2 separate regions of the Mus musculus genome follow, and region 2 is linked to region 1. A link is a contact called in ENCODE Hi-C or POLR2A ChIA-PET data. All regions are on one chromosome and are shown on one strand. The core of a region is the stretch at or near the end of the contact, and the rest is flanking DNA. Distances in the headings are between cores, read along the strand shown. Region 1 holds the start of Cradd (CASP2 and RIPK1 domain containing adaptor with death domain). Region 2 overlaps Cradd (CASP2 and RIPK1 domain containing adaptor with death domain).

Region 1 (6,387 bases), core at 1,238-3,737:
TAAAGATATTTTTAGATTTTCCACTGAGTGTTCACCAGGTCTTTCTAAATTAACTGGCTATCCCATTCTGGTCAAATATTCAGATATATGTCATTAATTTTAAAAAAATAATTATCATATGTGCTCTCAGAACCATTCAAAATATAAGACCCATAGTTTTACATTTAAATTATAAAAGTAATTTACTGGTAGTATTTGATTTTTTTTGTTGTTGTTGTTGTTACCAATTACAGTTATTTGAAAATTGGGAGTGTAGAAAGGGATTCAATATGTAGCTCTGGCTATCCCAGAACTTGCTATGTAGACCAGGCTGGGCTCACAAAGAACCACCTGCCTCTGCCTCCATAAAGGCAGGACACCAATGTCGCTGCTGACACACACTCACACACACACACACACACACCAGCTCTGTTACAGTCATTTTTAAAAACCATTAACAATAAATTCTGGAGACCACTGACTTGGTCCATATCTATACTGAAAACCAGAAAACGTTGAATTCTTAACTCTGGAAATCTACTGATTTGGTTTGGCTTGGTTAACTTTCCATTTTATTATTTAAAAAAAAAAATTAATCTTTCTAGGTCAGTCCCTCATCTTTGTGAAAGAGCAGTATATCTGGGAGGAGTTGAAGAAAACAGTGATTTATACCGCAGCACCTTCCTCTCACAAGCACCAAGCTGTTTCTTTTCAGATCACTGCTTCCAGGGATTTTTTTTCCTGGAAAAAAATCAAAATAAGATCCGCCCCCCCCTCGCACCCCCAAATTACTGCCCTTGCAAAATAAAATTCCCCAGGTGTCTGCACAGAGCTGAATTTTAAAGGGCCACTTTACACCAACAGCCTTTAAAAACAAACTAAAGGCAGGCTTCAAAATAATCCCCTTGGCCTTGGAGGCTGGCTGTGGGGACAGGTGCAGGACATGCCTTCCTAGAGGCTGTCTCCCATGATCTGACCTCCTCCAGCTGGCAGCTTGGCACCCCACAAATCAGTTATCAGTAGGCCAAAGCCTGCATTCCCATCTGCGCTTTCCAAACGGTTCCTGTTGCCAAAGGGCTCAGATTGACCTGGCTCTCCGATGAGAACAAGCCTCCCATGTGACTTGCCAAGTTCCCCTGGAAGCATGTCTAAATTGTACTCTCAGTTCCCTCCTTAACCCCTCAGCCTCAGGGTTCATGTTCCCTTCCTTCCTCGAGTTTCCTAACACCGCCTCCTCGTCTTGACCCTCCGACGCCATGCCCTCTGCATCCAAACCGTTGCCCATGCTCGTGGCCCTGGTCCCTCCTAAAAGACCAAATTCCAATCCACTGGGCATGGTTGCAACACTTCCAGAGCTGTTTTGAGGGGATCTCTTTGGGGCCTACCTGTAGGCAGCTCGGCTGTGACTTCCTCTCTCGCCTTCTCCAGCTTCTCTCTTACCCAGGGAAATTCCTGGAGGGAATCGAGGAAGGTGTCAAAAGCTTTGGGGCCCCTGGAAGGCAGGATGTCCAGCAACAGCATTGTCTTCCGGAGGCCTGTGGTTTGAGCTTTGATTTCTTGAATGTGGTTTTCTGTCAAAATTCCTTCCTGGTAAAGGTACTGAAGAACCAGTCCTTCCACCAGTACCTCGGCACCCAGCTCCAGACGCAGGGAGCGGAGTACCTGCTTGTCTCTGGCTTCCATTTCTTCCTGGAAAGAGCCAAAATGAGCACCTAGGTTTCAGGAATGCTGATGGACACCCCCCCCCCCAAAGTCAGTGTATTGCTGCAAACTCATTAATGAGCACCTCAAAAATCAGTCAGGTCTTTATATCTTAAGAGGCTGCTGAGCCACGGTGTTTCCTAAGCGGCTGTTAAGCCAAACCACGGATATTTCAAACACTTCCCGGCATAATGAACGACACTCATTATGGATGTTTCTACCTCTGCTTCTCACGATAATGGGGCCCTATTTCAATTCCTTGTGCAGTAAGAGAGCCAACAGAAAACAGATCTGATCCCTTACTTAAAATGCAATCCCTAAGGATTACAGATTTATTAATCTATTTATATTATTATATAAAATTAAATGCTAGAAAATAGTGGATTTCAATATTGCTTTGCCAGAGTTAGTCCAGCACCCACGCTTTAGAAACTGCTAAAAAGCACCAGGGACATTTATTTATAGACCCTGACCAGCAATAGAAGACAGTCCGGAGGAAAGAAGTTTATAGAGCATTCAAAGAAAGGACAAGCACCCTCAAGAAAATGAGTGTTTGTGTGCCTTTACCGATAAGCCTCACAAGAATTCGGAATGTGGGTCGCAGTAGGGCCGTGAGCACGCATGCATGGGACACTGAATGAGCTCAGGTCGCTAGTGTGCTGCGGGGTGGCTTGCGGTGGCAATGAAGGCAAGGGGAGCAAGGGTGGCGGGCGGGGCTTCTGCCACCCTCAGCCCACACAAGCGGGACGTCGGATCCCAGCCTTGCTCGCGATCTTCCGCCAAATCGGGAGGTGGCAGGTGAGGAGGGCGTGGGTGACCGTTTTGTTTTGTTTTGTTTTGGCAGCGTGTTTCCATTTGGAACTTGTAAAAAGTTCCCTGTCTCGGCAGCTGAAAGCCGTGGTTGTGGCACAGTTAGAGCTACCGACGATTTTCACGGTAAATGAAGCCGCAGACTGTCCTCTCGGAGGAAACCGACCCCCGGCACCGCCACCCGAACCCCGGTCCAGCCCCCGGGAGAGCCGCGCAGGGGCGATGTCGCCACGGCGCGGGGACAGCGAGAGAAGATGGAGTCATCTTACTTACGTCTGCGACCACGTACCGTTTAAAAAAAAAAAAAAAAAGAATAACTAAAACTACAACCGGAATCCAGACTGCTAGGGAACCTGTACCATAAAGACCATCTTTGTTGAGGGCAAAAGTCCTAGACAGGAAGTATTGCGACCATCTTTGTTAAAGGCAAGAGCAGGAAGTGCTGTAGCCATCTTTGTTGAGGGCGCAAGACGTCAGGTTGAAGTTTGTTCCGCCATGTTTGCTGTGGGAAAAGAGGCACACTCTCCTACATTAAAAAAGAGAGAGAGTGGTTTAAAAACTCTAAGGCAGTAGTTCTCAATCTTCCTAATGCTTTGACCTTGTAATATGGTGTCCCCCAACCATAAAATTATTTTTGTTGCTACTTCATAACTAATTTTGCTATGTTATAAATCCTAGTGTAAACATCTGTGTTTTCTGATAAGTCTTACACTGCCACTGTGAAAGGGTTGTTACAGAGCCACAGGTTGAGAACAGGTGATCTACGTTATCTAAGTGAAAGAGTAAATGAATTGTTGAATCTTAACAGAAAAAACTCCATGAGAGCCTGACTATAATAAGCTAGTCAAAAGTTAATCTAGCAGTTAAGCCCTGAGTTCAACTCCCAGTAATATACACCTACATGCACAAATTACTTCATAAAATAAAACAATTAATAAACTCATTAATTAGTTGGGTGACATGTAACAAAAAGGATGTGTGTGCTAAAAAAATTTTTTGACAATAGAAAAAGAATATTTCTACCAGTACCTCCAGTTGAAAATAAAATATCTATAAACATATCAGTAGACACTTATAAATCTCCTTCCTCAACACCTTTCAACTGTATGTGCAAACTTACAATGCTAATATACTCCAGGGTTTCTATGCAGGCACTAGCTGTCTTACTGACAGTGTTTTTATGTAAGTGGTAGGAATTCTTTTTAGCATTTCAAATCATTGCAGTCTAGAGAAGCAGGAAAGTCAATTGTATCATCCAAAATCTCACAGCCAATACAGAGTAAAACCTAAATTCTAACCAAGTCCCTCTGATCTCCTGCTCTTTCCAGTACACCACACAACCATGTATGATTGACTCTATTCTTCTAATGGCAGTCAAAATATTGCTAGTGAATCACCCAACTGTCACCTCCTTGCACAAGCTTGAGCTACACAGAGGGTCCTTCATTATCTTTAGCTCTAGAATCATTGGTCTTTAAAAAAAGGAAAACAATAAAAGGTGAATAACTGTCAACAACAGCTTCGGTGATCATCCAAATGAGTATAGAGATAAATCTCTTGTGCACTGTATAAAAACATTGACCTGTCAATAAAAAGCTGATTGGCCAATGAGCTTAGGCATGAAGTTAAAAGGTGGGACATCCAGCAGAGAGAGAGAGAGAGAGAGAGAGAGAGAGAGAATATGTTGGGACAGAGACAGGTGAGAGAATGACCCCAGAATGCTGATGGAGACCAAAGCAAAAACCTGAGGACCAGGTAACCAGTCATATGGCAGGATTTAGAATAGAATAATGGGGTAATTAATTTATGAGCTAATGTTTCTTGTGAGTCAAGGAACAGGCAAAGTTAATGAACTAGGTATTTGTAAATAGGTTTGAATCTCAGAATTTTTATTTCAGTAGCAGGGGCCAGGAGAAAAAACAAAAACATACTGAAATACACAACTATAGGAAGAGGAGAGTTAAACCTTTAGCTCAGAGGAGGGAATCTTCCTACTTTGCCGGATACTTGATCACACTATGAACCCCAAGATTTTCTTATTTATTGAAAAAAAAAATCTGTTTCTAGTTGTGGTGTGGCTCAGCCCTTAGCACACAGCTTCAGTCCCTCTTGCTGGAATACAAACAGGTCCTTAATCCCAAACAGTGGAGGTAAAGTTACTTTGTAAAAATGAAGCACCCATGTTTGAAAGTGATATCTAGTTGAGTGGCAAAGTGACGAATCAGAGAAAGACTGGACAGAATTGGATATGCCCAACTCTCACAAGAGGAGAGAGGAAAGGAAGCCGTGAAGAAGGAAAGAGGACAATTTTACCCGGACAGTTTGCAGAGAGAGGACAAGCTAGACACAGGTAAATACAGAATGAGCCAGAGAAGGAGGAGACAGAAGATTAAAACAGATTTGCTGTGGATAGCCCTGGGGCTAATTATATTTGATGTTCACTCTGTTCTCCTGTGAGGGGTTGTGAACAAGGAATGAGTCAGCACTCAGGTGATTTCCTGTAAACCTGCTTCCCACCTTAAAGTGTAAAATAAAGGAGAGCTGATGATTGGGCAGATAAAAGGGAAGGTAGAGTGAAAGGAGCAGAAAAAGAAAGAGAAAAATGGAAGAGGGAGAGGACACAGGGGAGAAGGATAAGGAAGAAAAGCAGAGCAGAAGCACATGGCCTGGGGAAATCACAAGTTCTAAGGGGTCTCATAGATGTGGAAGATGGTAAAGTAGCAGTAGATCTGCCCAGTCTAGGTTCACAGCATGTATTCATATTAATTGAGTTGTGTTTTCATTGCCAGGGCATATTGGGTTAGAGATTTACCGCAACACAGATTGCCAGAGTTAGTTTGAGGCCAAGCACAGCAACAAGTCAGACTGAGAGAGAAGCCAATTTGAATCATCTTGGAGAGGAGTTTGAGCCAGAACAGCAGAGTTGAACCAGCCAATCAGAGTTCAGAAAGAGCTAGAAAGGATGAGCCTATTCTATGTCTCAGGCTAAAACATTCTAGGCCTAGAGAAGATTTTATGGAGCCTAGAAGCTTCCAGGACAAGGCCCGGGTTAGCACACTGAGGCAGTAGACCTCCAAGATGACAATTACATCAGCCGAATAAAAGATACTTTTAAACTTTGCTGTATTCAGTACTAGGAATTGAACCTATATCCTCACAAATACCAGGAAAGCACCCTACCACTGAGCTATAGTCCCAGGCCTCCTTTTTTAAATTCCATTTTCCTGTTTGCTTGGTTTTTTATTTGTTTGTTTGGTTTGGTTTGTTTTTTGAGAAAGGAGCTCACCAAGTTGTTTACACTGACCTAGAACTTGTGATTATCCTGCTTTAGCCTCGCTGGTAGTCAAACTTGTAGGTGAGTGCTACCATTCCTGGCCCTTCTAAGTTCTTGAATAATAAGAGAAAAAAAAAATCACACACATTTAACAGAAAAAAAGACGTGTAAAAATGTAAGAAAAGGGGTGCAGAGCAAACTCAACAAGATGGCAAGTTACATCCTTAAGCAAGTAATGACGGTTAAAGATCACCAGTGAAAGTCTGGAAGAAGCACACTGTAGTCTCTAAAGCCTGCTATAAGCTTGGCACCCTGAGAAATAACAACAGGAGAATCGTGAATTCCAGGGGCCATCCTGGGCTACACAGAGAGACTTTGTCTCAAAATAACAACAAAAAGTTCTATAATTATCACCTGCTTTCATGTGATAAGAAGGGTGTCTCCCCTCCAAAATATTGCTGCCAAAATTTGTAACCTCAATCATTACAGCAGAAAACATCATGCGAATTCAAATTGAGAAAAAAAAAATCTGCTGAGCACCTGACAAAATTTTTTAAGACTGTCAAGGTCGAGAGGCAGCAAGAACTAGATAGAAACTGTCACAGACTGAAGAAGACTAAAAA
Region 2 (6,492 bases), core at 1,765-4,264, 140 kb before region 1:
TCGGGGAGCCACACCTTCCACAGCCTCACCAGGACCTGACATGGCTGTTTCTCCTTCCTTGAGCTCCGCCCTCAGACCACAGCTTTATCATAGCTCTCCCCTTTCTGTGGGACACTTCCTCGGTCACAAGTAGAACTTCTCATCAAGCTGTACCACCTTCACAGCTCTCAGATGCAGTTCCTACTTCCTCTGAGATCTCCCTTGTCCACCTATGACCTTGTAACCTCTTACCCACTGTCTGTGTGCTGCTGCGGTTTCCCGTCCCTGGCACCGCTCAATGTCCCTGGAGCTGTCAACTCCTGTTGAGCAAACGGAGCTTCGTCCATTTGCCCAGTGATGCACCCAGGTGCCCAGAACAATGCTTTGCATACAGCAGTCTCTCCCCTGACGCTTTGGGATAAGAGAGTGATTGTAAAGGATGCCTTAGCTCAACATTCATGTATGTAGCTGTGTGTGTGTGTGTGTGTGTGTGTGTGTGTGTGTGTGTGTATGTGTGTATGTGTAGTACTCCAGAGTGGGAGAGAACTGACCAGCAACACTAGCTCCACCACAGAAACAACTAGAAAATACAAAGCCCACTAGGAAAGTTCTTCACCCCTCTCCCAACTTTGTAAAGAGAAATAAATAGCATTTTTTTACAATGAAAAAATGTTTATTCAAAGGTCAGAATTCTTTCCCACTCAGTTCCCCCACCCCCCAACCCATTATCTTAGGGAGGAGAGGCTAGTTTTATGTCAACTTGACACAGGCTAGAGAGGAGGAAACCTCAATTAAGGAAATACCTCCCTGGGATCCAGCTGTAGGCAAGCCTGCAGGGTGTTTTCTTAGTTAGTAAGGGATGCAGGAGGGCCCAACCTTAATGCTGAACAGGGCGTGTAGAAGAGGAAGCCAAGCAACCCTTTCCCTCCCCACACTGCTCAGTCATGATGCTTCGTCACAGCCATAGTAACCCTAACTAAGACAGTGGGTGAGTTTGAGAAAATTAAGTAATCATTTTCAAACTTTCAAAATAGTACAATACATATCGGCTTTTCTAGACCATCTCCTAGTTTATAACTACATCTCTTGTTGGCTGTAGTTGAACTACAGTTCCCATAAAGCTCTGTAATAAAGCTGTTGACTGCTCTTCTATTAAAAACACCCCATCTCACTTTGCCTGTCTGTCTGTCCACCCACCCATCCATCCACCCACCCATCTGTCTGTCCATCCTTCTGTCCATCTGTCCTTCTGTCTGTCTGTCCATCTGCCTGCCCATCCATCCATCCATCCATCCATCCATCCATCTATCCATCCATCATCTCCATGCATGGACAGATGTTCCCTGAATGATGACAATACTTTGTGGGGATTCTTTTCCTTTCCCTTCTCAGTATAGCTTGGATTCCTCTATATTTACATGCAGGGTTTGTACGGGGAAGCCATGAGAAGCTGGATGAATGGGAAGTAGCAGCTGGTCTTGCAGCAACTTAGCATCGGGTGCTGGAGTAGATGTGCACGCCTTTATATCGCTCTAGACAAGGAGTGGGGGAGGATGGGGGGCTGTGGGGAGACAGTGAGTCGGGAGAACTGACGAGTCGTAATCACTACATGATGCTGGAAGCAGCGAGCAAGAAAATGCTGAGTCAGGCGTTTGTGCTTAGCCATTTGGCAAGAACTACAGCTGCTTGGGGCCAGGCAGGCAGACTGAACGGGGTAGGCAAATGACATTCATTTTTGGGTTGGTTTTTGTTGTTGTTGTTGCTGCTGTTGCTGTTTTGTTTTGTTTGCCAATGTAAAAAAATATATATTTCTTATTCAGAAAAATGAACTGCTATAGATCTGACAACCTGACTCATTCCCATCAAATGTGCAGCTGCTTCCTGGGTGAGCATAGCTGCTCTCTGGGGTAAGGAATTGGTTGTTTTTTGTTTGTTTGTTTGTTTGTTTTTATTAAAAACATGGACATTATAATTCATAAGTAAAATCTAAAAAAAAAAAAAACCTGTAAAAGGAAAAATAAAGACTTCTAATCAGAGTTGTCTTACCCATAGGCAGGACGGGACAGCACTGAGAGCTCATAATATTTTGGGGAGAATAAGAAAAAGTTATTTTTTATCTTCATAATTAGAGGGGGAAAAGTGGACATTAGGTGAATGAAATATTTGAATAAATAACATCTCCATGTTCACCTTCATTAACTATCATATACTTACTTTTTTATTGTCTTAGGGGGTAAGGTCTCATAAAGACAGAAATGGCTACAGCCCAAGGGGAGCAGGGCGAGCTTGCCTCTAATGTGAACACGTCACAGTCACAGTGGCAGAAATGTTAGGTTCATGGACCCATGTCCTTTAAAACCACATCTGAAACTTAAAGACATGGTGCAGTTGTTGAGAGACTAAGCTCCAAAGCACCTGCTGTTTCCCTGGAGGGCAGACTGTGACCAACAGACAGTTTTAATGCTAGCGCTCCCACTGCTGGCTGGCCTTCAGGCAATGGGTCACCTCAACCATTCATGAGACCCCCCGGGAGACCTGCAGAAGACATTAAGGATTCCTTATGTGGAAGTTACATCATCTGGACATACAGATCTGTGTTTTTCTCTTTTTCAAAATAGAGAAATTACATTATTTCACATAAGTGACTACTCTCTAAATTAAAAAAATGTTTAAATATTCCTTTAAGCCATACTTTAATCTTCTGAATAAAATATATAAACATGTAGACTGATGATATCCAGGCTAAAGAAAACAAGCAGGCCCCATAGCCCTGGATAAGATCTCTGCTGCTGATTTTCGGGCAAATGGCAATTACAGAGGTGGTTTGAGAAACCACAACATCACTATAAATTATGGAGCAACTCCAGTGGATTGATGCTTTCCCTATTAGTGTGCAGATTCCTAAAAGAAGGGCAGGACCATGAGCGATGCTGAGAACAGTGTTAACTTCAGGCATCAGTGCCCATTTCTCTGATGGAGCTCAGCTGGGCTGCGTGACTTGGCAGTAAGACTGTAGTAGGCAGGGTTTGAAGGCCAGGCAAATCGCCAGCTCCTTCCCCACTGGGATGCAACAGCAATCCTAAGAGCAAAACACTCAGTTCTTGTACCAGCAAAGCCCGAGAGAGAGGAAGAAGACAGTGCCCCACCCTTTTGTTCTTTCTGAGACAGGGCCTTACATAACACAGGCCATTCTTCAAGATCTCCCTGTCTCAGCCTCCTGGATGCTGGGTCATAGGCAATTCCCTACCCCATCTCTTAAGGTAGGCTTCTTAACCTGTTACCCTCTCAAAGCTAGAAGGGATGCTGATATTGTGATTGGCAATCAAGTGAACTGCAAAGATGGATGAAATGGTAATAGAAAGGTTTACCTTGCTTTGGGATAAATGTAATAGACTATCCTGAGATTTTGTCTAAACAAACAAACAAACAACAACAAAAAAAAGCATGGACGTACTGAATATTTTCAACATGGCTCAAGTGAAGACCAAAAAAAGGAAGAGTTTGGTGGTTTTGTTTGTTTGTTTGTCTGTTTTGTGTTTAAGACACACTTTATGTGTGGGGTTTGGACCTGTATGCATGCATGTGCACCATCTGCATTCAGATATATATATATATATTTTTTTTTTTTTTTGGTTTTTCGAGACAGGGTTTCTCTGTGTAGCCCTAGCCGGGCATGGTGGCGCACTCCTTTAATCCCAGCACTCGGGAGGCAGAGGCAGGTGGATTTCTGAGTTCGAGGCCAGCCTGGTCTACAGATTTATATGTTTTAACTGACTGCAAATGCAACAGGACTCTAGCCCTGAAACGAAAACAAAATTAAAAACAAAACAAAAACCAAAAACACACTTGAGAGCAATCTCAGCTCCATTAACACCTGTGTTTGGAATCAGGCGCCAGGAAGGCCAAAGTCTCAGAGCATCCATGTTAGCCAAACCGATGACACCTGCCCATTATACGGACGGACAGAAGGCGAGCAAAGCCGAAGTGCCAGGACACACGTCACCTTGGGCAGAGGTGTGTGGCATATGCTGCAGTTAGTTAAAAGGCTAACAGGGCCATGTCCCTCTTGTTCACAGCTCATTCCCTGCACAGTGTCTGGTCGTTAGCAGCTCCTACCGATATATTTTCAGTTTAGTTTTTTTTTTTTTTTAAACTACTTCTGGGGCAGTTGCCATGGATTCAGGAGTGGCAGTCCTCCAGTCTCCCTGATAAAGTGCAGACTATGCCTCGAGGCAGGGCCAAGCAGACTGGAAAGTTCTGCCTGGCTGTGCTGTTCTGCTGGTCTTGACAAGCTTGCCCTTCTCTAGGCTTCTCCATATCTCAATTTTGTGAGGAAAGTGACTTATAAGAGTTATTTTTCTCAGTAGTGGATATAGGCCTCGCTTCACGTAAAATGCAATGACAGCACACATAAATCCAGCAAATTCTCACAGGGGCCCATCGTACAAGCCTGTTTGAGGCTGCCGACAGAACGTGAGGCAAATCGGGCTGAGGATGGACATCATTTAGGGGCTGTCTCAAGCTTTGGAGGCTTGAGCACCACTGTTGAGCCTAACTCAGGTATCTCCGTGAAGCCGAAACAAGAGAAATAAAGTCATTTGCTTACGCCAGTCATTAGCTGATGACACAGCTCAGCTGGCCAGGTGGCTGTGTGCTGTTGTCTGTCCTAGGAGGCCTATGATGGCTGCAGAAAGCGGCCTAGGTCACAATCCTAATGCCCATTCTGCAGGACTTCAGAAATAATGCAGGCTCAACCCTGATTAGTGTTGCTAATTCCCTTAACAGCCATGAGCATTAGGTGCGATTTTTCTCTTGACCTTTTTCTATATTTCTATGTTTCTTTTGAAAGATACGGATGTATGAGAAGCATACATGTGAGAGACTGAAAGAAAAGTTTCACATAACAAAGGAACCACCTTCCCGACATGTCACCCTGCTTCATTTTAATCATGGCTTAGTAACCACAAAATTGACTTCATCTCCTAGTAACTGCATGCAGAGGTTTGCCTAGCATATATTCCAGGGGTAGGTTCGTATTCTCATTAGTTATTAACTGACTCCACCTCCTCAGAGAAGCCCCTTGGGACTCTTCAAAGCATATTAGCCAGATCCTTGTCCAGGGGACAGATTTGGGAGAGAAAGGGAAGGAAGGACAATTGAGATGCTTTCCTATGCCAAACCTGAAACCCATTGGAGCAGGAGCCCTAGGGCCCAGGAGAGGAAGGGCCTCCTTCCCCAAATGCTTCCTGGCATATGTTTAGTGCTCAATAAGCCATTGTCAAAATAAATCCTTTAGGGTGCTGATGAGAGAGCTGCCTCTGCAGGGGTATAAAAGGACCCATCCACCAGAGGCGTCCCTTCAGGAGGCAATGGATGGAATCCGGCTACATGCGTTCAGTTTGGCCTGTGTAGTTCAACTAAGCTTAGAACCTGGGATGAAGTTTCATGAAATCCCATTCATGACAGGCTTTGCCTGTCAGCTCCGTGACATCATCTGCATGCTGGTCGCCCTCTCCCCCCAGCCTATGGGGAACATACATGTGAAAGCTTAGCTTCTGGGATGCATCATCACCCAGGGAGAGAACAACTCACAGATGCTCTGGACTCAGCTGTCCAGTGTCTAGATAGTACGCACAAGACCTCTGTTCAATACCCAGCTCTACTATACATTATAACTTCAAAGGCTCAGCTGTCCACTGCCTATGTAGCACTCTGTTCAATACCCAGCTGTACTATACATTATAACTCCAAAGGCCCATTCTCACCCAAGGGGGCGCTGACATACACATCATGGTCTTGTCCTATCGAGAGAGGCTTGAATTGTTTTTACTTTGTCTCTGGGATGACATGGGAAAAGGGTGACATATAGGAAATAAGGTCTAGAATGAGACCTTATTCTCATTGGCCACAAATAATATCATTCTGCATACATGGGTTTCCAGTGAACTTGGGAGCAACACTGTGGGAAATGTTTCAAATGTTAGGCCAGCCTCAAGGGCCAGTTGTTGAAATAAAAATGTGTTGCCTTACCATGGACATATCTTCCTGAAAACCCAATTGCTCCCAATCAAAACCTCAACACATCTTAGAGAAGCTGATAAAAGCCAATTCTGAGACATACAAGGGAGAGGTGAAGAACCAGAGAGCCAAAAATTATTTTGAAAAAGAACAAAGTTGGACAAATTTCTCTACCTAGTTTCAAGTCTTTATACTAAAGCTATGAAATTAAGAAGCAGATAGTATTAAAAAGATAGACAATATCAGCAGGATAAACTGAAGCCCAGAAACAGATCCATGCAAAAGTACAAACTAAAGTCAGTGAAAGGAATGGGGTTTTCAACAAATGATGCAGAAATAACTGGTTGTCCATATTCACACACACACACACACACACACACAAACACACACACACACACATACACACACAGGTGAGAACTCCAACTTACTAAGAGAAAGCCTAGACAAAACATTTCAGTAAACTCAGCTCAGACAGTGTGGTGGTTTGGGTGAGAA

Evidence for each region. Hi-C counts contacts between places; a loop is a spot of excess contacts on that map. ChIA-PET counts read pairs that join two places held with the same protein, here RNA polymerase II (POLR2A).
Region 2: a map of v-Abl transformed pro-B cells shows a loop between it and region 1 (2.0-fold over the local background). The contact joins the enhancer-like site here to the promoter of Cradd in region 1. A Hi-C loop is called at or near these places in 1 of 37 maps with a recorded cell type or tissue (v-Abl transformed pro-B cells). POLR2A ChIA-PET finds 5 or more read pairs at or near these places in 2 of 5 experiments (both embryonic stem cell).

Annotation. Positions count from the first base shown.
Region 1 is chr10:95,321,222-95,327,608 of GRCm38, forward strand. It overlaps Cradd (CASP2 and RIPK1 domain containing adaptor with death domain), which reads right to left and starts at 2,488. Exons shown (of 3, transcript NM_001330138.1): 1 at 2,248-2,488; 2 at 1,365-1,668. The coding sequence starts at 1,662.
Region 2 is chr10:95,180,213-95,186,704 of GRCm38, forward strand. All of the region lies in intron 2 of Cradd (CASP2 and RIPK1 domain containing adaptor with death domain), which reads right to left. Among named protein-coding and RNA genes, the nearest start is that of Gm29684, 38 kb to the left of the region's middle. Within about 2 kb of position 3,015, at least 3 of the 3 ENCODE cell types and tissues checked have a DNase peak (open chromatin) inside an H3K27ac peak, as active enhancers do.